Regions from separate parts of the Homo sapiens genome. Here regions 1 and 3 are each linked to region 2. Evidence: read pairs that join two places in POLR2A ChIA-PET (ENCODE). Cell type or tissue: GM12878. All regions are shown on one strand.

Region 1 (8,000 bases), 150 kb after region 2:
CTGGCTGTATTTGAACGCCAAAAGAATCGATCTGTCTTTTTTGAAAGTGAAAAAATAACCTTTATTTTAGTATGTGTTTAGAAAACTCAAAGATATCTTTGTTTTCAAACTTCAACGGACTAAGGACTTGTAACTGCTTTGTTTGAAGAAATTTTCTTTTGAAAAAGAAAGTTCGGAGAGTGGAGAAAATGCATGCTCAGCACTCTCCCAAGCATCCTCCCTCCCCTTCACAGATGCTCAGAGGCAGCGTCTGGGTGTTAGCGGTAGTGGACGGGGGACTAGGTGACCCTTCAAGGTGGAGCAAGCAAGGAGGGGACCCTCGGGGGCCACTAGGAAGCGATGGGACTGATTTTACAAGCAGGTGAATGTTTGTCCTTTCAAAAATAATTTCAAAGATACTTATGTTGGGAGACCAAACGTGTTTTCCAAGTAGGCCCCAGTGGGAGTTAGAATCACAGACTCTCAAGATGGAAGGGACGTTCCAAGCCGTAGTCTAGTCCAGACACAGTATATGACTGTCTTCCTGGTGTGATAGCTTTTTTTCTAGGAAAATTTCTTTGGTGGCTACAAATTGGATAAGATACTTTAGGAGGAAAACATTTGGAGCAAAGCGATGGGATGGTGTTCTTGCATGACTCAGAGGCAGACTCTGAATGCAAATGCCATGAACAGGAGTTCATTATTGCGTGGCGTCCACATTTGAGAAGTGTATCGCCGTTGTGAAGAGCAGGGCGTGGTCTCTAGACTTAGACAGACATGATTTAAAATGTGCTGGGAAAGAGAGACTCTATGTTTGCATGTAATTGGTGCTCAGTCATGTTAGGTCTTTATCCTAAATTCTTATATGTTACACACAAGTCCCAATCCTGAATTAGAAAAAGTGAGTTTAGGTGCTGGGATGATGTGGTCAGGAAGCAGCCTGGACCACAGTCCTGAAGGGGGTGCATTAGTTACAGATTGCCTTGGTGGCTTAAAACAACCTACATTCACCATCTCACAGTTGCTGAGCCACAGGGGTCTGGGCCTTACAAGGCTCCAGTGAAGGTGCTGGCTGGGCTGAATCCGTGTCTGGAGTTGGGGTCCTCTTTCCAGCTGCTGTGGTGGCTGGCAGAATTGAGGTGCTTGTGACTGGGGGGCTGAGGCTCTGTTTCCTTGGTGGCCGTCAGGTGGGGCTGCTGTCAGCTGCTTGCCAGCTGGCTTTTTTGCAGCATGGCAGCCTACTTCTTCGTGGCCGGTGTATTAGTTTTTTATCGCTGCTATAAGAAATCACCACCATTTAGTGGCCAAAAACACCACCAGTGTATTATTTCATAATTTCCACATGTCAGAAGTCTGGGCTCAGCTGGCTTTTCGACTCCAGGTCCCAGAAAGTGTAGACAGGACTTTGATTCTTTCTGGAGGCTTTGGGGAGCTAGTGGCTTCCAGGCTCATTCAGGTTGTTGGCAGGATTCAGGTCCTTGCAGTTGTAGGACTGGGTCCCCACTGCCTTGCTGGCTGTGAGCTGAGGGATACCCTCGCCTCCTAGAAGCCCTGCACGTGGGTCCCGCATTTCAGGACCAGCAAGGGTGCGTTGAATCCCTTTCATGCTGGAAACGTCTCTGCCTTCCTTTTGCCGGCGTCTCCATGATTCCAACCAGAGAACATTCCCTGCTTTTAATGGCTTTTGTGATTAGATTGGACCCTTCTGGATAATCCAGGATAATTTTCACATTTGGGGTTCTGTAACCTTAATTACATCTGCAGACTCTTTTTGTTTGTTTGTAGAGATGGGGTCTCCCTGTGTAACCCAGGCTGGTCTCTAACTCCTAGGCTCAAGGCCTTCTCCCCCCATGGCCTCTGAAAGTGCTGGGATTACAGGTGCGAGCTACAACACCCAGCCTGCAGGGGCTTTTGTTGCCATGTGATGTAACATTACAGGCTCCTGGAATTAGAGCATAGACATCTCTGGTGGGGTGGGGAGAGTTACTCTGCCTACCACAACCGGCAAGAGAATCTCTCATTCTAGTCTGCTAAAATGGAGTTGAATTTAATGTGACAGAGTCACAGAAAGGACTGTCCAATCACCTCTGCCATTTCTCTGGGCTGGAAGCAAGTCACAGGCTCTGTCTGTACTCGGGAGGGGAGGATGCAAGAGTGTGGCTCACTGGGGTCACCTTCCCGTGTGTCCCTACAGAGCTGGAAGCTGGGTGGGGTGGGGCGTTTTGGTTGCCTGGCAGCTGTTGGACCAGGTGGCCTTTAAGACTCCTACTACAGTGAAGAAGGGACAGAGCCTTTCTTCCAGCCTTTCCAGAATATTCTTTCCCCACTGCAGTCGGGTCCTGCCCCAGGCAGCTGTCTCTTGACCAACGTCCCCATCATTCGTTTGTTACTGTTTCTCCCCACCTGTGTATAGGTTCTGCTGGGAATTTTGAGGTTTCCTGTGAAGTGGTCTGGCTGGGCCTTGCTTTTACAGTGTAGACCTGCAAACATTTACTACTGTGAGCTGTGGAAAGTGAGCCTAAGGTTTAGATGGGGGAGTTAATTAGGGTCTGAGGGTTGTGCTGGAGGACATGGGGTACTTGCCCATAAGGTCCTTGTATAGATGCAGACACTTGGCTCCATTGCCTGCCCTGTACAGCCCAGGAAGGTGACGGGGATGCTGAGAGGATGCAGGGAAGGCTGTGTGCTTCTTCCTAGAAGTGGGGCACCCAAGGCAGGCATTTAACACCCAAGGCAGTGCTGATTCTTTGCTTTCCTTGGCCTCATTCTTGTGGGTCACATTTCTCAAATCTCTTCTCCAGAAATGCTTTGCAAATCAGGACATTTCTTACTGACACTCCTAAACAATCACCGGGTGCCACACACATATTCTGTCTTTGGGTGTGGAATGAGCCTGCACCTTCCTGAGCTGATAGCTTGGCTGCAGCCTCAGTTACTGAAAACTGCATTTCTTTGTCAAGTAGAGGTTTATCACCACAGCAAGAAGGAATAGAAAAGGCCATTAAATATCAAAATACAAAAGTGTTTCCTGGATTTATATTTCCCAACAAAACACAATTATGTTCCTCCCCAAAATAGTGATACTTATTTCGTATCTTTTCTGAAATAGACTGTTTTACATTTTGTCTTATCTAGAAAACAACTAGTTTAGCGCAATGATTCTCAGCAAAAGTATTCTGTCTCCTATGCCATTTGCTTAATCTAAATGATCTATTCTATTTATGGTCTCCAGGAGTTTTGAATTGTGTGTACATGTGTGTGTTTATAGTTGGTCATTTTCGTGATAGGTGGGAGTCCAGAAATTGACCCTCTTTAAATGAATTTTATGAGATATTAAAATGTTGCCCCATCCATTCTCAATTTTGTGTAGAAAGGGGAATAGTCTAAGCCCTGAAGTAGTAACTATCATTTTGTGTTTCAATTTAAAATTCAATTCAATTCACATAGTTGCCATTTAATAGTGCTGCAAACATTTCCCCATCTCTAATAAGACACAAATTCACACATCTCCAGTGTGTCGAAAAGAGATGAGAAAAATGCAGACATACTCTTTCAGGTCTGGGTGTGAGTTCTGCCAAGACCATGAACTTGCTGGGGATAATCTCAGATGTCTAATTTATGATGAAACTCAAAGACAGAAACTGTAAAATGTAATGTGACTCTCCCGGTTCAATGGTTTCACAGGCAGATTAATTCAGAGATGTATTTAACCAGCGTAAAGTACCCGATTTTGATAGAGAAGAATAAGCACTCTAAAAGGATCCTTTAATAAATGAAGACTTATTTCAGTATCTTCTTTTGGTTCTCTGACAGAGCTATTTCATCCAAATGTCTAGTCTTTCCCCTTCATTACTGCGTCGTTCTTTAGATAGTCTCCTATCATTTTAGAAATCCCACACACTAAGATTCAGTATGATTCCTTCTCCTTCTGATCTGAATTCTCACTGTAGCTGTTCCTCCATGCTGCTCTCTCTTGTAGTAGAGACTGCCCTGTGTAGAAAGAGAAACTCAGCTGGGCCATTGGTAACTTTTGCTCACGGTCCCAAATGTTCCCACATGAAAATATACAGAGAACACAAAGTGAGTGACGTATTTGTTGTTGAATTTCTATTAAGACACATTTGCTGACTTATTAGTCAATAGCAGGTACCCCCATAGCTGGGTAGAATAAATTTAGGGGGGAGGGGACTCCCCGGTGTGCCGAGCTGCCCTATGCATGTTGCCTAATGTCCTGGGCTCTGCAGAACTTTCAAAAAATTAACACACTCACCAAATATGTTTTTCTTGCTCATTAACTTGATGAAGCCCACTGGTTTTTTAGAATCACGGCAGCAAGTTGTAAATGATGTATGAAATGAAAAATCTTTTCTCTCCCAGTGAGCAGGGAGGGAGAGCTGACAATGCTCCGTCAATGCTGCTGCCGCCTGCAGTAGCATCTAGACACAGAGACACCCCAGGACCCAACCTGTCCCAGTACCAGCAGTGAGCTCAGAAGGAGTAAGCGATGGGCCCTCAGTGACCTCCCGGTACCAAGATTTCCTTGCTCCTTCACATACTGCACTGGGGAGCTGAAGACAATGTGGCTGAATGAAATCAAGCATCTGAGCCAGGTGCCTGCTTGCTGGGAACAGGATGGCCTGAGTCCAGAGCAAACCTCTTGGGCCCACTGGTGTTTGAGGCTTTAGGAGTCAGGAGCAAATCTCTTGGGCCCACTGGTGTTTGAGGCTTTGCCCTTTGGCTTCATGCATCAAGGCTTTTGGCTTAGTTCGCATCCCATAGTTGCGGTCGGTTGCAATGTATTGTTCAGCTGCTGTTGTTCATTTGCTTGATAAACTAACAAATGTTTGCATGTGCATATACCCAGAACTGGGCCAGGCATTGTAAAGGACAAAATAAACATAAAGTAGAGATATATCCAATATAAAAACCCAGCTTCTGCCCTCCAACTGCCGACAAGCCAGTCAGGTGAGAAAATAATTTACTTAATTAACATCTTTTCCTCAAATAGGATAATTTTATTCTTATTGTTGCCCTTGTGGTGCCATCATAGTGTTTCAGGCATCGTAATGGAAAGTGTATTAGTATATGTTTACCCACTTTTGTAAATAATGCGTGTTCATTGCTTTAAAAAGGGGGTTGAAGCCTAACGATGAAGGAAGGCAGTTTTCACAGTGAGACAGTAAATGCCTCACTGAAGGGAGGCATTTACGGGCCTCCCCCCGTAAATGGTATCATCTCAATTTACCACCGTACCCACACTTACTCAAGAACAGAGTCTGTTAAGACGGCAGAGCCCGGCAATTGCGTAAAATTTACAACTTTATGGGCAGAGGTTCAATTCCTCTTCTTAACAACGTGCCCATAGCCAACCTCCTACTTCTTATTGTACCTATTCTAATTGCCATAGCATTCCTAATGCTAACCGAACGGGATGTGTCTCCCCGGATGCACCAACATGAACCAATGTTAACTGGTTGACATTAACCAATGTTAAACTCCAAAAGGCTGATGTATACACCAGAATGCCAGTTTATTGTTTTGAAACGTGCACATGACCTGGGAAGGTGCCTTGTAGTCAGCGGGTCGTGTGGGTGAGCATGCACTTCTAACAGGGGGCCTGGTGAAAGAACATGAATGCTTACTGGCATTAAGCTCTGAGAAGCAGCCCAGTTGCCTTCCTCAGAGTTGACCTGCCCCCAAGACTAGCCGTTGTATCCACAGGCCAGGTGGCTCTCCTCTTTCAGGACTGGAGGTGCTCCTTTCTCTGTGTTTTCTTTTTCTTTCTTTCTTTTTTTTTTGACGGAGTCTTGCACCGTCAGCCAGGCTGGAGTGCAGTGGCCTGATCTTGGCTCACTGCAACCTCCGCCTCCAGTGTTCAAGCAATTCTCCTGCCTCAGCCTCCCTAGTAGCTGAGATTACAGGCACCTGCCACCACGCCTGGCTAATTTTTTTTTTGTATTTTTGTATTTTTAGTAAAGACGGGGTTTCACCATGTTGGTCAGGCTGGTCTCGAACTCCTGACCTCGTGATCCGCCCGCCTCAGCCTCCCAAAGTGCTGGGATTACAGGTGTGAGCCACCATGCCTGGCCTTCTGTGTTTTCATGATTGTCAAACTCCTCCTGACTGATCAAGCCTTTCTTTAGATATTTAACCTAATCACCAGGTGACAGTCATGTCATACAGGCCTATGGCTCTTTCTCAAATTTTAGGAGGCTTTGCCTGTCTCCTTAGTCTACAGATATCAATTTTATGGTTCAACTGCATAAGACAATGTTGTCTCCAAATTTGCGTATCTCATTTTTTGTCCCTCTTACCCCCTTCTGCATAATCATGGTTGCTGCGTGCCCACTGTGCTACACTAGAGTAGACAATATCAACTTTGGAGCTCTCCATGTTCACCAGCAGCAGGGTACCAGTGCTCCATCCACTCGCTGAATAATAACTGTGAATTTTAAGTCTGGCTTTGGTATGGGTTTGGGGTGAATTTCTGGGAGATTCTCTTCACCCATTTAATTCAGGCACTTTGACAATAGCCACTGAATGGCTTGGTGGTATAGAAGTAGACATGAATTGATGTCTTCCTGGGAGAAGGTGCAGGACGTGTCTCTAGAGCAGAAATGACTGAGTCATGGCTTGTGTATCCTGACCTTCCATCCATCTTAATGGTCAATGTGCATTGCTACACCATTAGGAGTTCTCTGTGGTCCCATCCTGTACTTCATGGAAAAGGTAGCTGAAATAACTGACTTGACTGTGTCAAGGTTGATTCTGGTGGCTGTGTGTATATATATTCTGACTCCTCTTAATACAAAAATGCCAATAGATCAAAAGCCGCCTACAGCTTTTGTCAATACATTGACTGCATGCTAAAAAAGGCTACATTCCAGGGTTAGAGGTCCACTGTAGACATCGGCTGCTCTGTAAATACTAGGAAGGTGTTAATCTTGGGAATTAGATTTAACCATATTTTTAGAAGACAGAATTTCCACATTTTCATACAGAAATTATTTTCCGTTTAGCCCCCATATATACCAATGCTTTGGAGCCAACTGCATTTGGTACAAAAGTTAGCAAATACAAGTCTGGATTCATCCAGATGTTTATATAATTGCCACATACAAAATAACTGTTTTAGACAATGAAAATCTGGATAATCCCTGAGATGAAGTGACCTCAGAAGCTAAAGAATGCATGCAGCTTCAAAACACCATTTACATTCTATTGAGGATTGCATGGTGATGGCTCATCAGTAGAAAGCGTGCAGGAGAAGGTGGACACAATGGTGGTGGCCAACAAACCCTCTTAACAAACTAAATGGATGTGGACTCACGTGGAGTCCCTTTAAAACCACACGAAGAGCAGAAATTGAACATGAACTACAAAGTGAGTAGGTTTGGCCGAATGAAGGTAAGACAAAGGTGACATGTCTGCTGTAGAAAAATCCTACATCTGACATAAATTTGCCCCTAGGAATGCCTGCAACATTTAGATGCTCCCTGTCACCTGGAATGGGCACACTTTTGGGTTCATTTTTCCTCCCAGAGAATTTCCGAAGGTAGGATGGCTTGGATGTCAGCTTTCACTACACTTAATCTGCCTCAGACGACGGGGTCGTCCTGAGAAAAAGCACACTGGGTTTTGCTGTTTACTTATCTTGACAAACTCAGCCTCTGAGGCAATGCATAGAGAACCAGCTATAAAGGAATGGAAATGAAAAGCCGGCATCTTCCCTGCTCGGTGAAATAGTCACTTCAAGGCAAACTAACCGCTTGGCTTGAAGTTAAAAGATGCTGCTTGAATGCAAGTTGGAGATGGTTTGGAAGTTAGTTCACTGCAGAATGCCCTGTAATCAAAGGGGACATTGCCCCTTAAATTTTGAGAGTGTCAGACATGCACCCCACCCAGTAGGACTATAATGATAACAGGATAAAACACACATGCATATTTATGACACTTGCCTAGTGTTTCTAGGGAGCCTTTCTTCCAGGAACTCAAAGGCTTCACAAGTGTTACCTCGGGGA
Region 2 (8,000 bases):
ATTCAGAGGAAGGATATGCTTAGAATGAGAAGGTTATTTCATTTTTAACTTTTCTTGGGTATCAGGTCCAAATTTCATAGTAATATCTGAAAAAATATCTGTACTTTTTATAAAACAGGAAAGTTTATGTGGAGCTACCTAAATGTTTGAATAGTAACGTAAGATTCATTGTGTTCATGTTGCTTTGCTTTTGTTGACTCCTACTTAAATTCGCATCATTCTACTATTTTGACCTAAGCAGTCTTGCTTCGATTAAGAAAATTCAGTGTCTGGCATCTACATGGTAAAATCACAGCAAGAAATTGGAACTCTAGAGATTGGAACTGTAGCCACGACAGGGGGTGCCAACTCCTGTGGTCCCCCGACACCACAGAATACCATGAGTGGAACTTTATCCACAAACATATATTTCCCTCCCAGTGTTAGGATGTTTCATCTCCCTCAGGCCTCCCTTTTAGAATTTCCTAGATTCCTGAAGTCCTCCTAAGTCTGCAATATTATCACTACATATATATCAAATTAAAATAAAGATCTGTGTAAAAGATAAAAGTAGCTTTTCTCTCTCTCTCTTCTGTTGCTGCTGTTTCTTTTCAGTTGATTCAGCTGTCAACTTCAGTCAGGCGCAGCTCTGAACACGTGGTCATATAATTCATTAGCAGTTAGAAAGGGGCTCCACTCAGCCCTGAAGACATTCATGCGAACAGCTTTTGGAAAAATGTTTAATAAACGTCTTCTAGCATTGGTCTGTGCTCTTAGAAAGACCAACCTGTAGGAAACTAATACATACAGCTAATGTCTTAATAGATAAATACACTTATTAGGCATATTTAATTTTATGTTTGACTTAGTACCCCCAAAAATGCTGTTTAAGTTGGTAAGAAAGTCAGATTCACCAAAGCAGAAGGGAAATGGGATGCATTTGGTCCCAGTAGTACTGGCTTTGGGTGAGTGATTTTGTATTGCTTTTGGATGAATTGTGGAAGTTAGTCGTTCTCCCAGTCACCTCTCTAATTTGATCATGAAGTCAAATGATATGAAGAAAGCGTTATAGAGATTGGACTAGTTCAAACAGTGAACACAGTCAATATAACTGGTGGAAATGATATTTTAGTGTAAACTCATGTGGCAAAGCTTGGCCTAAACGGAGAACATTTGTTGTTTCTATTTAGAAACATCAGACTCAACAGTCTAGACAATACATTTTGATTTATTACTCACCTTTTTACTACCTTTTTCACTTAGTTAATCAAAGTATATATTCAAAAACATTTGAGTGCCTGTATTGTGCCAGACAATATTTATGGTTACTCAGTCTTCTTATTTTCTTTCTTTCTTTTTTCTTTTTTTTTTGAGATGGGCTGGAGTGCCATAGTGATGCGATCTGGGCTCACTGCAACCTCTGCCTCCCAGGTTCAAGCGATTCTCCCGCCTCAGCCTCCGGAGTAGCTGGGATTACAGGCATGCGCCACCACACCCGGCTGATTTCTTTGTATTTTTAGTAGAGGCAGCATTTCGCCATATTGGCTAGGCTGGTCTCACTCCTGACCTCAAGTGATCCGCTCGCCTCGGCCTCCCAAAGTGTTGGGATTACAGGCATGAGCCACTGTGCCCAGCCAATCTTCTCATTTTCTAACTCATCTGTTTCTCATTCTCTTCTTCCTCCTCCTCTTCCTTTTTCTTCTTTCTTTAAAGCCTCAAGTTTTCCTCCTCAGATTTGTCTTGATTTTTAAAGTTTTCCTTTCATCTCTTGGATGTGGAATTTTCCCATAAAAATCTATTGTTCCCTTGTTTCATCCCTTTTGGAAAGGAATATCCTTCAACTGGAAAAGTGAAACATATCCACCAATTTTAAACGTTAAAAATAACTGTGCAAATATATAACTATGTTTTATCTTCAATTATTATGAAATTATTAACTCGGTCATTGATTTGTTTATTTGGCATGAGACCATGCTGTTCAGGGAATTCCTGCCCATTTCGAGAACCATCTTTCTTGCATTTCTTACTTAATGGGACTAAGCAACTTAGCTACAACTGAAATAATTTTAGCAAATATGAAATTCTACAAAAAAGCATGGCCAACAGAAAGCCTTCATTCACTGTGTTTATGTTGGTACTGATCTTCACGGCATGCTGTTAACTCAACATGAAGCTATGCTTTTTAAAACAATTCAAGTTCAAGGCCATCCCATTTATAACCAGTCATGTTCCAGGCCTATAAAGCATTTGCAATAACAATCCAAACTGGCATATAAGTTAAAGCTCACCCTAGGCAGCTTAAATTTACACGATTAGCCTGGGACTTGCTCATCCTGTAGCATCGGGAAGCCCGACCTCATGATCAAGTGCAATTCACATCTCACAATTCTAGCAATCGATGTACATGGATACACCATTATATTATTATTAAATCCAATTGCTTTGCAATTAACCCAATATGACACCCATACAAATGATTCAAATAAAGAGCCTCACATTTCACAGGGGACAATCAATACAGTGAAATCACAGCTACTGACAATGCCAGCAATTTGGCTTGTTACTTTAGTGCTACATTTTTCTCAGGTTGACACTTCTATTCCCGCTTCTGAATTACAGCTACCATAACTTTCAACTATTGGCAATGCCCACGCCTCACAAAAGCAGAATATTCAACCATGCTTGGCCATTCCTAACCTGTTAGCTGAGTCATGAAAAGTTACACCCAGCCTAAGACGTGCTAAATCATAATTTTTAAAAATTTTCTTTCTTTCCTCCCAAAATGAAATTTGGACTTCTTTTTCTCCAGGAAAAGCTCCTTAATGATGGAAAAGAAAATTATGAGACTTATCAATAGATTAAATAAGTTCTTAGGAAAAATGATTCTTGCCCCTCCCCTTGCATAAAACTCTTACAAGGAGATGCTTGAAAGCAAAACCAATCACAACAGTATCTTTCCCAATTACTATTATTGTTCTTCTGTAGCTTTATCATCTCTATTTTAATTAAGTGAAAGCACTTTACAGTTATAGCCTGATCAAAAGCAACCTTTTAAAAACATTACAACCTTCATTTTATGTCACCCTCTTTTGGCAGATTTTGCCAGTGTATGTGTTTGTCAGACAAGGTGGCTTTTAGCAGCATTTCCCTTCAGCCATTTCTACAGAGTTGGGTGCTGACATTCAATAGATATTTATTGACAGACTATTTGAGCGCTACTTTGTTAAGACCCCATAACTCCTTATTTCAAGTTGACTGAACTTGACCTTATGGAGCATTTAAGACAGGCACTGACCAAAAAATGTATCTTTTCTGTGTCTCTTTCTATATTGTTTCCAAACAGAGACTGGTTGAGTCAGATATGTTTCTATGAGGCCATTTCCATCTACTAAATGGGGGGAATAGAACATTAAGTATGCAGTAAAATGCCTCTGTTTTTTAACATACAGTGTAGACGATTGAAAATAATGACTTACTTAATACGCTAATAGAGTCTCCGTGAATCATACTGTATACATAACGGTGATGAAAATGTTCAGGTTTGAAATTTCTCCCTTGCCAGAGAGGAAACCATGGGGGTGAGTCATGGTTTTAGTGATGACTGGCCTGGGGAAGTGAAATTGGAAAGCCACAGGTTAAAAAAGGAGTGAGGAGTGATTCCTTAACAGGAGTGCCATAGTCATAAACTCCAAGAAGGCAAGAGACAGTTCCTTATGCTGCTCACACCTAGGCAGGAACCTGCAGAAGAAGAGCTCCTGGCGGTTCACCTGCAGGAGAGAAATCCTGAAAGCCCAGGAAACCAAACAACATTTAAAGTCACCTATGGATTGGGAAAAGAAACAGGACTTCTTGCTGGGGGAAGAGCGATAAATGACTGCCTGTAAAGGGGAACACAACTGAATGCAGTCACTCAAGTGAACGAAATTCATTTAAGAGCAATTGGATTAGAGATGGAGATTTACATGGATGACTTTAAAGAAGAGAAGTGTGCAAGAGACAGGAAAGATGCACATCAGTCATTTGCTACAAAACTGTAAACAGCATTGTTAAGTGGGAAAATGGGCCACTAAATTGTAATTAAACTATGACGATAATGTTGTAAAATGTGTGCTATGGGCAAAGACTGATTGGGATTACATAGAAATTAACCTAGTTACTGTGCTCTTGGTAAAGTATTGATGTTATTTGTTTTCCATTGTTAAATTTTGTGGTGTGAACATGAGGGTGGGGGTGGGGAGAGACTATATATAGAGAGTTTAGTGTTAAGACCATGGCACGAGGAACCAGGAAGCCGTCTTTAAGTTTCACACGGCCACGCCAGCTGCGATTGTAACCTCTCTTGAGTCTCAGTGTCCATATATAGAAAGTGAGAATAAGAACACCTGCCCTGCACTAATGGGGTAGTGAAAGCACTTTGTAAATTTGAAAGTATTGTAGGAGATTTTTTTAAGGAATGAAGGTCTGGGTGCTATCTAGATGAGAGACTTAGGAAGTCCAGACCTCAAAAAGTTACACTGACTCTCTTTTCTTAGCAGTCACTGCGGAAGCTGGAGAACATGTGTTATCTCATTTAATTTTACAGTAAAACAAATTACAAACACTTATTGGGCATCTACTAATTGTTTCACTAACCAGGTTTTCCAATACCATTTATAGAACAATCTTCTTGTCCTCCATTGATCTGAAATGCTCCTTTTATCACACACCTGAGTTTATATTTGAACTGCTGTTTTACTGCTCACCGTTCTGTTTTAATTGTTGTAGATTGGTGACTTTTTTAATCTGGTAGGGTAACTTTTTATAGCTGTTGTTTTTTAAAAATAGGATCCAGGGCAGAGAGGGAGCTATTAAGGAAGATAACCAAGCTTGGACTCAAGGGAGTAACTAACCAGCCCAAAGGCACGTTGCAGTGTAGCAGATTCTTAGAAGACATTCTGGAATCAGAGGAAGCTTACTTCAAATCCTGGTGTATGATTTATCATCCACATGACCCAACGTATATCACTTAATTTCTTTAATCTCTTTCCTCATCTGCAAATTGAAGACAATATCAGCTACCTTGAAGTGTCCTGATGTGGATTAAAGTACAAAATGGATGTCAGTTTCTCTAGGACCATGCCTGGCACCCAGCTGTCACATCCTTCCCTTCCTTTGAAAGCGTTCCTACTGGTAGGGACATGGCTTCCCTTTCTTAGGTTTTCTTACATCTGCAAAAAAGGAAGAAGAACAAAGAATGCTCACAGCATTCTGCAGGCTTGTTTCACTGAACGGAGATAGATACATGGTAACTGTCTAGGGGATTTCAGCTGTGCATGTGTATTCTCTCCTCCCTGAACATGGCAGAGCAGAAGATACTGCATGCCATAGAATTCATGAAGGGCTCTGTCATTATCCAGCCATGAACATGGGATGTCAAACCAGGTAGGAGTGCTTGGCGGTACATTCCCCTTGAGGGGAAGTGAAAGGGGAAATTGCCCTGGGCCGTGAGAACTGGCTAGGGAACAGGTGCAGAGTGATGGGGCCTCTCTTCTCTGCCAAGTTTGGACTTTAAGTGATTTTGGGGGCAGAACTCACATTGATGACCTCCCTTTTTGTAGTTTCTTAGAGATTATTGAGTAATATTTAAAAATATTTGATGATTAGAGTGAAGACACGTCACATTGGGCCCCAGAGCAATCTTCCACCTCCAGGAGTGGCCAGGATGACTTTGGAGGGACACCTCTGTCATCTTTTCTCCCTAAGTGATGGATGGATAGAGTCTGATCATAATTAATTTTAATAGAGACCTGATGTGCTGTGAGAGAATCTTGGCCATTCAAATGAAATAGAACTGATAGCCAGCCACGAAAAAAATAATCTCAGTTCTATCTCACCATTGGCTTTAGAACATATTAAGTCTAGTTAAGAAGTATTTATGGAGGGCTTCTGTGCCTGGTGCTATAGAAAGGGATACAAAAAAAGGACCTTGTCTGACATTCTCTGTCTGAATTGGACAGACAAGAAATATAATAAAATAATAATGTACTATCTGTGAGGCCCTGACATATGGTATACACTGAGTTATATGCTCAGTGTGCATTAGCTCTAATTCATTAATTCTTTCCACAAATGTTTCTGGAGTGCCTAGTATGTGCCAGGGATTCTAGTTGCTGGGAGAACCATAGGGCAGAAGGCAGAGCAAGTCCCTGCCTTTGGGAAACATTCTAGTACTTATAAGCAAATGAGTATGCACGATCATTTCAGGGAATGATCAATGCTATAAAGAGCCAGGGGCAGTGGCTCATGCCTGTAATCCCCGCACTTTGGGAGACCGAGGTGGGCGGATCACGAGGTCGGGAAATTGAGACCATCCTGGCCAACGTGGTGAAACCTGGTCTCCACTAAAAAAAAAAATAAAAATAAAAAATAAAAAAAAAATTAGCCAAGCGTGGTGGCGTGTGCCTGTAATCCCAGCTACTCGGGAGGTTGAGGCACGAGAATAGCTTGAACCTGGGAGGTGGTTCAAGTGAGCCGAGATCGCACCACTGCACTCCAGCCTGGTGACAGAGCGAGACTCCGTCTCAAAAGAAAAAAAAAAAAAAAAAAGAAAAAGAAAAAGACAAAAGAAAAGAAAAAGAAAAAGAAGTAGGGTACAGGGATAGAGGGGCATTGGGGCCCAGCTAGGGGATATTTTAGACAGGCCTCTCTGACGGGGTGGGCTGGAAGAATGAAGTGAACCCCAGAGGCCGAGGGTCCAGGCAGAGAGAACAGCAAGTATAGAGGCGCTGTGGGGATTCCTGAGACCAGGGCGGCTGGAATGGGGTGAGGCAGGAGGAGGGGCAGGAGAAGAAACAGGACAGACAGTAAGTGACTCTGCTGTGTCAGGTCTTGCAGGAAATGACAATCATTGCAGGTTTCATTCTGAGGCCAACGGGCAGCTCTTGGAACATTTTGAAGCAGGAGAGGGTTACCTGGAAACAGACTCTGAGCTGGCAATGCACAGGCAGAAGCCCTGTTCTCCCACCAGCAGAAGAACAAGAGAGAAGCAGGGCTGGGAAGAGGGAGAACGTGGGGTATCTCAACACAGACCCCCAACTGATCCCGCCAAAGCTGTGGGGTTGGGAGGACCCTTCAGAGTTTCCTCCAGTTGAGGCAAGAGGGCTGGACCTTATAAACCAGCATCAACCAGTTGCTGTCTCCCAAGAGGGGTTATAGACTTGGGCTAGGCAGCTCCCTGTGGGAGCGGATGCCTGGAGAGCGACACAGCTGTAGGCCGCCAGCAGTCAACACCCCCAGCAGCTAGGGCAGTGGCACCTGAGTCCTGAAGGGTGGCTCTCCACAGAATCCGCTACAGATCTGTTTATGTTTTCATTCTTATAAAAATCCTCTAAGTTAGGTGTTTTTATTCCCATTAGACAGGAGGAAACTGAGGCTCATGGAGTTTAGGCAACCTGTTCAAGGTCATACCTAGGAGATGTTGGATTTGAGACTAGATCTCTCCAAATGCAAAGACCATATCCTTTAAAAAATTGTGATAAAATATACATAAGTGAAATTTACCCTCTTAACCATATTTCAGTATAAAGTTGGTAGCATTAAGTACATTCACATTGTTGTGCAACCACCCCACTATCCTCCAGAACATTTTGTTTTTAAATATATGGAGTCTTGCCATGTTGTCCAGGCTAGCCTCGAACTCCTGAGATCAAGTCATCCTCCTGCCTCAGCCTCCTGAGTAGTGAGGATTACTGGAGTGCACCACCACACGCAACTAATTTTTATTTTTTGTGTAGACAGGGTCTGACTATGTTGCCCAGACTGGTCTCAGACTCTTGGGCTCAAGCAATCCTCCTGCCTCAGCCTCTTGAGTGGGTGGGACTACAGATGCATGCTACCTCACTTGGTTTCATCTCCAAAACTTTTTCATCTTGCATAACTGAAACTCTGAATCTGTAAAATAATAACTTCTCATTCTCCTCCCATCTCCCTAGTCCCTGGTAACCAGCACTCTACTTTCTGTCTTTATGAGTTTGACTATTCTA
Region 3 (8,000 bases), 110 kb before region 2:
GTCCAGGCCTTCCCAGAAGTTACAGATTCTCTCTCTGCTGGTGGCATTGAAGAAGCAGGCAGATATGAATTCTACAGCCACCAGGAAATAAATTCTGCCAACAGTCTGAGGCGGCCTTCCCCAGTCAAGCCTCTAGATGAGAATGCAGCCCGGCTGACACCTGGATTACAGCCTCTACGACCCCAAGCAGAGTATGGCAGCTAAGCCATGCCTGGACTCCTAACCTCCAGAAACTGACATAATCGATGTGTGTTCTTTTAAGCCACTCAATGTGTTATGCAGCAACAGCAAACTAATCCACAAGCTAATACAAATAATACACATTTCATATAGCTCTTCCTCACTCTTGCCCCTCCCACATAAGACCTGCTGCTGTGCAAAATATTGGTGTTGGTGCTCTCACATTCTCCAGAAGCCTGAAGACACACGATTCCAGAAGTTATTGGGGGCTGATTCCTCATCTTTCAGGCCTTGACTCAAGGATCACCTTCTATATCAAGTTTGTCTTGAAACCACCAGGCAAAATGAAAATGATCAAGAGATCAGAGACCCCTGAGGAAACCTGTGTTCTAAAATTTAGAAGGTTTGGTTGCCATTGTCTGTTTATGTGTCTTCTGGACACCAGAGGCTGTGAAATAGCAAGAGAGTTTACAAACCAAAGGAGAACACCCCTCTCGCTTTACAAGGAAGACAGAATGAGAGCAGGAATCCAACGCAGCTCCAGGAGCTGAGGCAAGTTCCTCAACCTCCCAGGCCTCAATCCCCTCATCTATAAAGCAGGCAGGCTGGCAGGTGGATCTTTGGTAAATGGCAGCTGTTACCATTTACACTTTTATAACCAGAACCTACCACAACGTATATCTGTAGATGGAATCAGTATGACAAAATATTCTTGAGAGGTCACCCTAAATTCTAACTCAAAAAATTGCAGAAATGCTAGCAATAATACCAATATAGGACAATGTGTACAAAATAGTGAACTGAAAATAAGTAGTTTAAACTGTGACTATTTAATAGTACATGTGTATAAGCTGACAAGGAACAGAAATGATTTTCAATAGTTATTTTTCCCCTTCCTATATTTCACATGTAAAGCAGCAGAGGTCACACATGGGGCCTGCTGCACCTGACAGTCTTCACCTCCCTCCTGAATCTGATTCCTCAGCCACATGCTGTGCTGATTTCCCAGATGATTGCTTAAATCCTCAAGTTCAGAGCTGCATCTTTTTGTCCTCTGCATGCCACCTGACCACATGACAAACTGTGCCCACCTCCACAGAGCTGACTTTACCTAGCCTACCATGCTAAGCCCATGTCAGAACCAAGGCCCGCTCCACTTTCTGGTGGCCCTCAGCCACCAGACTTGAGAAGGCTACTTTTGAATCATTTTTGAACGAACCAAGGGAAAGGGAGTCCTTTTTTTTTTTTTTTTTTTTTCTTTGAAAAAGGCAAATCTTCACATGCTCTTGACAATGGTGGTGGTACAGGAGCCTCAGGTCTGCCCACTTATCTCAAACCTACATCTAACCCAGTAATTCTATGTAATGCAATTGATTCAGCAGTACCATTTTACAATTCTGACTGGGTTTCTCTAAAATCCTGTTTATTAAGTTGCTTCCTTTAAGCATGCATAATTACTAAGTTGCTTCCAACTAAATCAGATATCATATGGAAAGATTACACTGCAACAGTGGAAGAGCACTCCAGGGATTATGTTTCATCAAGATCTCAAAATTCAAATAGGCGAGAATTTTACAACTGTAAAATGTCTTCTTAAAAAGAAAGCTTAATTTATACACAGGATGCTGGATCCGTAAAATGTCAATATCCCATTATAACATCCTGTGTACAAAATGACCACATCTCTCACATAGCACATGAAGCTAAGGCCAGCAGACTCAATGTGGCTCTCACGTGCTAACTTCCTCTTAATCAGGAGGTCAGTCATGGTAAGACACTGCTCAGCAGTGCACAGAGCTGAAACAGACTGAGCCTTTATGTGCCTGCTTGAAAGTACAGAGTAAGTAACGTAAAGTAGGCCAAAAAAAAGACACCTGATACTTTATAAAATTAGGTTATTGATGTTTTACTTTTAAAAGATTAATAGCAAATCAACAAATCAAATTACTAAAATGAATAAAAACCTCCAAAAAGAAACTTCAGTGATTTGCTAAGCCATGTGACTTTGATTAACTTTAATTAGAGTCACACAGATAAAACAAACTCGTGTGTACAAATCTTAAGACATTTCTCCCAAAGCACAATGAAATACAAATCCTTAACACTGTTTTTAATCAAGGATTTTAGTGCCTCTAAAAACATTCGTTAAAAGAAGTTTCTCTCCTTTCATCAAGTAAAAATAAGAGCATTGATATTTTAAAACCAAATGAACAAATAAAGAATGTGCACAACTAATGAATAAATCCTTATTAAACAATACAGATAATGTTTTTATTTTCAATTTTCATAGTGGCATGTAGATTAGAAAAAGACTTCTTTATAGAGAGTTAGTACACTTATATATATTCAATTTTAGCTGAGACTGAAAACAAAACAGGTAAAAAAGAGAATGAAAGAAAAAAGTATGATTGCAAGGAAATCTGTGGTATGAGGACTGTAAGAGAATTACAAGCATTGACTTTAGTAACAGGGCTGCTCTGGTTCACGGTCAATGTAGGCTGGAGCCCACACTCACAAGAGCACCACGTGATAGGCTGCCAAGAACACAATGAAGGCTCCCTTTTTTCAAGAGAGATTATTTACAAAGTCATAGCCTACATTTGACTAGAATACCTATTGAGTACCATACCAAAAAAAGAATGAGAACTCTGAAGTATTTTAAGATCTACATTATACCACTACATGTTCTCCTTTCTGTTTTCCCTGTTCTTATTTCTAAAGCTAACAAGACAGAATGCAAATAACTTCGGGAAAAATAAAATAAAATCCAGCTGATGTCTTCCAAATAGGAAACGCTCTCATCTCTCAATTACTTTTGAAATTTCAATTACTAAATCCAATTACTTTGAAATATCTACCTCTGCTTCTGCTTTGGGATACAATAGGGTTAAAGCCTCAACAGTAACACGGCTTAACAATGAAGAGGTTGTATTTTTATAGCACACTCATGGTAAGATGTTATGGACAGCGCTCAATGACACGGGAGTCTAGGACTGCATCTGAGGCTGTCAGAAAAGGAAGTCACGCAGGACTCAGACCCAAAGACCCTATCCTGATCCTTCCGGGCAAATCCTGCCAACTGCCTCAAAAGAGGGTGACATTCTAAAATGATTCCACAGTCCACAGCAAAAAAAATGATATTGTGTTTTTTCACTGTTCAGTGACTGCTTAGACAACTGAGAACCTCTCTTGCTCACACAACAAATTACCCAAAGCAAAAAGTCGAACCACTGTGGTGTGATCCAAGGAACTTTCTGTAAGGAAAAGGTCAGAGAACACGTACAATATCATCTTATATACAGATGTTTATATTTATATAATTGTCTATGTTCACATGCAGTATTTTAAAATCAACTAAAAGACACATTTAACTTAAGAGCATATACTTCTGGGAAGGGGAAGCAGTAAATGAGAGTTTAAATATTCAACATACACGTTTTTGCCAGCGTTTGAATCTTTTAATAATCAAACTATACTAATGCACTACATGTCTGTAACTCTCTTTTTCAAAAAAAAAAAAACCTTAAGAAAAAACCTCAAAACTCTAGTGGGGGGAAATTAAAGAACTGACAGAGCTCCTAGAACATGAAGAAACTCAACTAGATGGCGGGCAGTAAAAACCAAAACACAACAGAGAACCCTGAGCTTGGTTTCTGACATGCAAGCTTCTTGCTTAAGGCGTTTCCGACACCACGTGATCCGCTGGCTCCCTTCACCCTGGGCTCTTCCACTCCATAGATCTGAACTTTCTCCCAGCTTCCTGTTAGCTGAGATGCTAGAGAATAAAGAGTTGTGCAAACAAAGATGCTTCACTGGGTGGGGCGTGGGGGGGTGCACAATACTTGGACGGAACTGGAAATGGAAAAACGCACGCTGTCCAGGGGTTGGCAAGCTGCGGTCCTCCAGACAAATCTGGTCCACCGCTTGGTTTTTGTAGGACCCATAAGCTAAGAATATGTTTTACATTTTTAAATGGTTGGGGGAAAGAAATCAAAAGAATATTTTAAGACATGTAAAATTACATGAAATTCAATTTCAGCATCCATAGCTTTTCTGGCACGCAGCCTCCTCCCACGTTCATTTACGGATTGTCTATGGACACTTCAGCACTGCCTCAGCGGAGCTGAGTAGTTGAAACAAACATCATCTGGCCCAGAAAACCTGAATTATTTACTATGTGGCCCTTCGTAGGAAAAGTTTGCTGACCCCCTGATCCAAACGTGTCTCTAAGCTAAAGAATCACTGTAACACACCACAGCAACAGTGTGAGGTGCAAAAGCTCAGATTTGGGTCACAAAACCTGGTTTGAAATAAAGTCGTGTCCTTAGCCAAGTCACTGTGCTTCTGCTTCAGCACACACGAAACAGGGATATTAACCAAACCTCGCAAGATTACTGTGAGGACTAGATAAGAAAAGCACTTTGGAAATTATTAAATCATCTGTAAAGTAGTATTATTAAGCAAAACCAAACAATCCCCATTTAAACTCTGGTTGAAAATATGATACAGTAAAGTCTGTGAAATGTATTTTTGTGAAATGTGTTTTTAGAAGAAAGGACACGTAGAGAGCAGGAACACCTCCAAACCAGCTCTAAGGAGGTTCTGAAAGCCAGAGGTAGAACCTGTTCTTCAACTCAGTGGCACGGTAAGGCATGGGGTCCCAACTTGAGAAACTAAAAGAACCTTCCAAAGACCATAAGCCTTTGCTTTTTTTATTTAAAAACCTTTAAAAGTTTGTTGAATGTGCTGAACGTGAGTTTATCACTTATTGAGGACCTGGGCAACGCACCCTTCCAGCAATTCACTTAATCCCCATTTTATGGACAAGAAAACAGAACCTCAACAAGGTTTATGGTTATGATTTTGGGACCCACCATTAAACCTAATTTAGTGAATGTGACACAGAAAAAGTGGCCAATACGGAAATTAGAAATGAGCTTTCTAACTGGAGTGAGGGGGAACTCACATTACAGGGTTTCAAAGCTGAAAAATGTGGCTGGGCACAGTGGCTCACACCTGTAATCCCAACACATCAGGAGGCCAAGGCAGGAGGATCACTTGAGGCCAGGACTCTGAGACCAGTTTAGGCAACACAGCGAGACTCCATCTCCACAAAAAAATTTAAAAATTAGCTGGTTGTGGCAGTGCGCATCTGTGATTCCAGCTACTTAGGAGGCTGAGATGGGAGGATCACCTAAGCCCAGGAGTTACACGCTGCAGTGAGTTACAATGGTGCCACTGCACTCCACTGTCTCTAAAAAAAAATAAAATTAAATAAATAATTAAAAAGTTGCAAAGTATATGTAATTCTTTTTCCTATTTTTTCTTCCGTGTATGGAAAGGAAAGAAAATAAAAGCAAAGGTGACATTTGGATAGAAAAAAAATTTTCTTGTAGGCCCTCTGAGAGCAGAGAGAGCATACTCCTATAGGCAAACCAATAGCTGCCCTTCCTTGGTGAAGTGTAAACCTGCTAGGTTTCCTCAAGAATAGTAATGGTAACAATAAAAGCTGACACTCGGACAACATCCTATATGCTTTAAACATGCGACCTCATTTAATCCTCAAAATAACCCCAGAACTTAGATATTATCATTATTCCCATTTTACAAAAAATGAGTGGCAGAACTGGGGATTCAAACAGACCACTTTACTCTCGGGCCTATCCTGTCTCATTCCCTCACTACACATCCAGCACAGCAGGCTGCAGGTGGAGGCAAAGTGTCTCCACCAGATTTTCCCTAAGATTTAAATCCAATGAGCCAATACTACATCCCTGAAAAACTAGGGCCCAACCCAGAATCTCTAACTTGGCCTACTGAGTAAGCTGAGAGAGGCCTGTTCCTGCCAGAGTAGTATAAGCAAACAAATGCATAGTTATAATTAGCAATTATTAGCTAAACATCCAAGGGTTGGTAAGTGAAGTACTAAAATTTAGTGAGATGTTTACATTTGTTAAACTCTTGTCCTATTTACATGTCACTTTATAAGTACTGGCCATTAGTAATACTGCCTAATCTTTAAATTTTATATTTTAAGGGTGGGTGAAATAGGAACATTAAGACACAAAAAGGGCCAATTTCTTTTTTTTTTTTTTTTTTTTTTGCCAATCAGATCACATCTCTCTTAGTAGTAAAATTCTTCAATGGTTTCTATGACCCCTGGAATAAAATGTAATCTTTTCATGATACGTTGATATGATTAGGCTTGTCCCCACTCAAATCTTATCTGGAATTATAGTTCCCATAATCCCCATGTGTTGTAGGAGGGACTTGGTGGGAGGTGATTGAATCATGGGGATGGCTTCCTCCAGGCTGTTCTCGTGATTGTGTTAGTTCTCACGAAATCTGATGGTTTTATAAGGGGCTTCCCCCTTCGCTGGGCACTCATTCTCTCCCCTGCCACCCTGTGAAGAGGTGCCTTCTACCATGATTCTAAGTTTCCTGAGGCCTCCCCAGCCATGCAGAACTATGAGTCAACTAAACCTCTTTCCTTTATAAATTACCCAGTCTCAGGTATATCTTGATAGCAGTGTAAGAACAAACTAATACAGTAAATAAAGCTCTCTTTATGATCTGGCCCCTAATTATCAATGTAATCCAAAATTGAGGGGTGTTTTTTTTTTTGCTTTTTTTTTGAGACGGAGTCTTGCTCTGTCACCCAGGCTGGTGTGCAGTGGTGCAATCTCAGTTCACTGCAACCTCCGCTTCCAGGTTCAAGTGATTCTCCTGCCTCATCCTCCCAAGAAGCTGGAACTACAGGCGTGCACCACCACACCCAGCTAATTTTTGTATTTTCTGGTAGAGATGGGGTTTCACCATGTTGTCCAGGCTAGTCTCGAACTCCTGACCTCAACTGATCAGCCAGTCTCAGCCTCCCAAAGTGCTGGGATTACAGGAGTGAGCCACCATGCCCAGCCTTGAGGGGTGTTCTTTAGAAACATTCTCCATCATACCAGGCAATTCAACGTTACAACTACTATTACCTCTGCCACTAACATTTAATGAACACTTATTTCACATTGGATGTAAAGCTATATGCTTTACACACCTCAACTAATTTAGCTCTCTTAGCAACCACGTAAATTACGTTTCATCATCCCTATTTTGCAGATGAGGAAAACAAGGCTAAGTGTTTCCTAAACATGATGAAAAATGGCCAATTGTTTTAATATGTATTGGAAAAAAAGGTAATAACAGACACCCAGGAAAAATCTTACAGGAAAGCCCACCCAAGACAGGATGTGGAATGGGACACTTACAACTAACCCACTCAATGTGGGCAGCTGTGGAGGGGCAGGAAGAACTAGATCAAAAAAGGAATTTAAAAAAAAAAAAAAGAGAAAAAGATAAAATGAAAGCAAGAAAAAAACACACCATGAAAACAAAAATAAAGCATTCACTTGAAGAGAAAGGAGGGAAAAATCATAAATGCAAAACGAAGGCAAAGGTAAGTCTAGGTAAGTTTAAGACAGGTAAGTACAGAGGGAGGAAGATGGTGGATGGATAAAGATTTATAGATAGACACACAGCTTAGAGAACACTGAAACGAAAGGAAAGGAAAGGAAAATATTTTGGTTCTCTCTTAAAAAGGTAAGTAACAGCAACTACAATCTTTGCAAGATCCATTATTCTTCTATACTGAAAAATCACAGGAAATGTACATACATTTCTATTATACAACATTATAAATGTGGACTGAATTTCATAAATAAAATGTTGGCTCTTAAATCTTCATTGAAAAGGCTTAATAAATGTACAAGACCACATGCACGAAAATTCCATCATCTCTGCATACTAGAGTCAATCTGATAAAAAGAAAA

The links. Peaks named below come from ENCODE experiments on the same cell type or tissue, not always from the same donor. Only the 100,000 strongest peaks of a DNase experiment are listed, where the experiment ranks them.
Region 1: POLR2A ChIA-PET joins it to region 2 with 5 read pairs; 2 of 35 experiments call an interaction of 5 or more read pairs at or near these places.
Region 3: POLR2A ChIA-PET joins it to region 2 with 6 read pairs; 4 of 35 experiments call an interaction of 5 or more read pairs at or near these places.

Annotation. Positions count from the first base shown.
Region 1 is chr6:156,545,244-156,553,243 of GRCh38, reverse strand. It overlaps the pseudogene NMTRV-TAC1-1. Among named protein-coding and RNA genes, the nearest start is that of SNORD28B, 170 kb to the right of the region's middle. In GM12878, no CTCF peak of the experiment used is centred here; no DNase peak of the experiment used is centred here.
Region 2 is chr6:156,694,795-156,702,794 of GRCh38, reverse strand. No RefSeq gene overlaps it. Among named protein-coding and RNA genes, the nearest start is that of ARID1B, 79 kb to the left of the region's middle. RefSeq lists enhancers at 3,704-3,943, 5,684-5,733. In GM12878, no CTCF peak of the experiment used is centred here; DNase peaks (open chromatin) are centred at 3,604, 4,334 and 5,304; H3K4me3 peaks cover 2,720 bases; H3K27ac peaks cover 6,485 bases.
Region 3 is chr6:156,803,151-156,811,150 of GRCh38, reverse strand. All of the region lies in intron 1 of ARID1B (AT-rich interaction domain 1B), which reads right to left. Among named protein-coding and RNA genes, the nearest start is that of MIR4466, 27 kb to the right of the region's middle. RefSeq lists a silencer at 1,670-1,870. In GM12878, no CTCF peak of the experiment used is centred here; a DNase peak (open chromatin) is centred at 1,910; H3K27ac peaks cover 2,557 bases.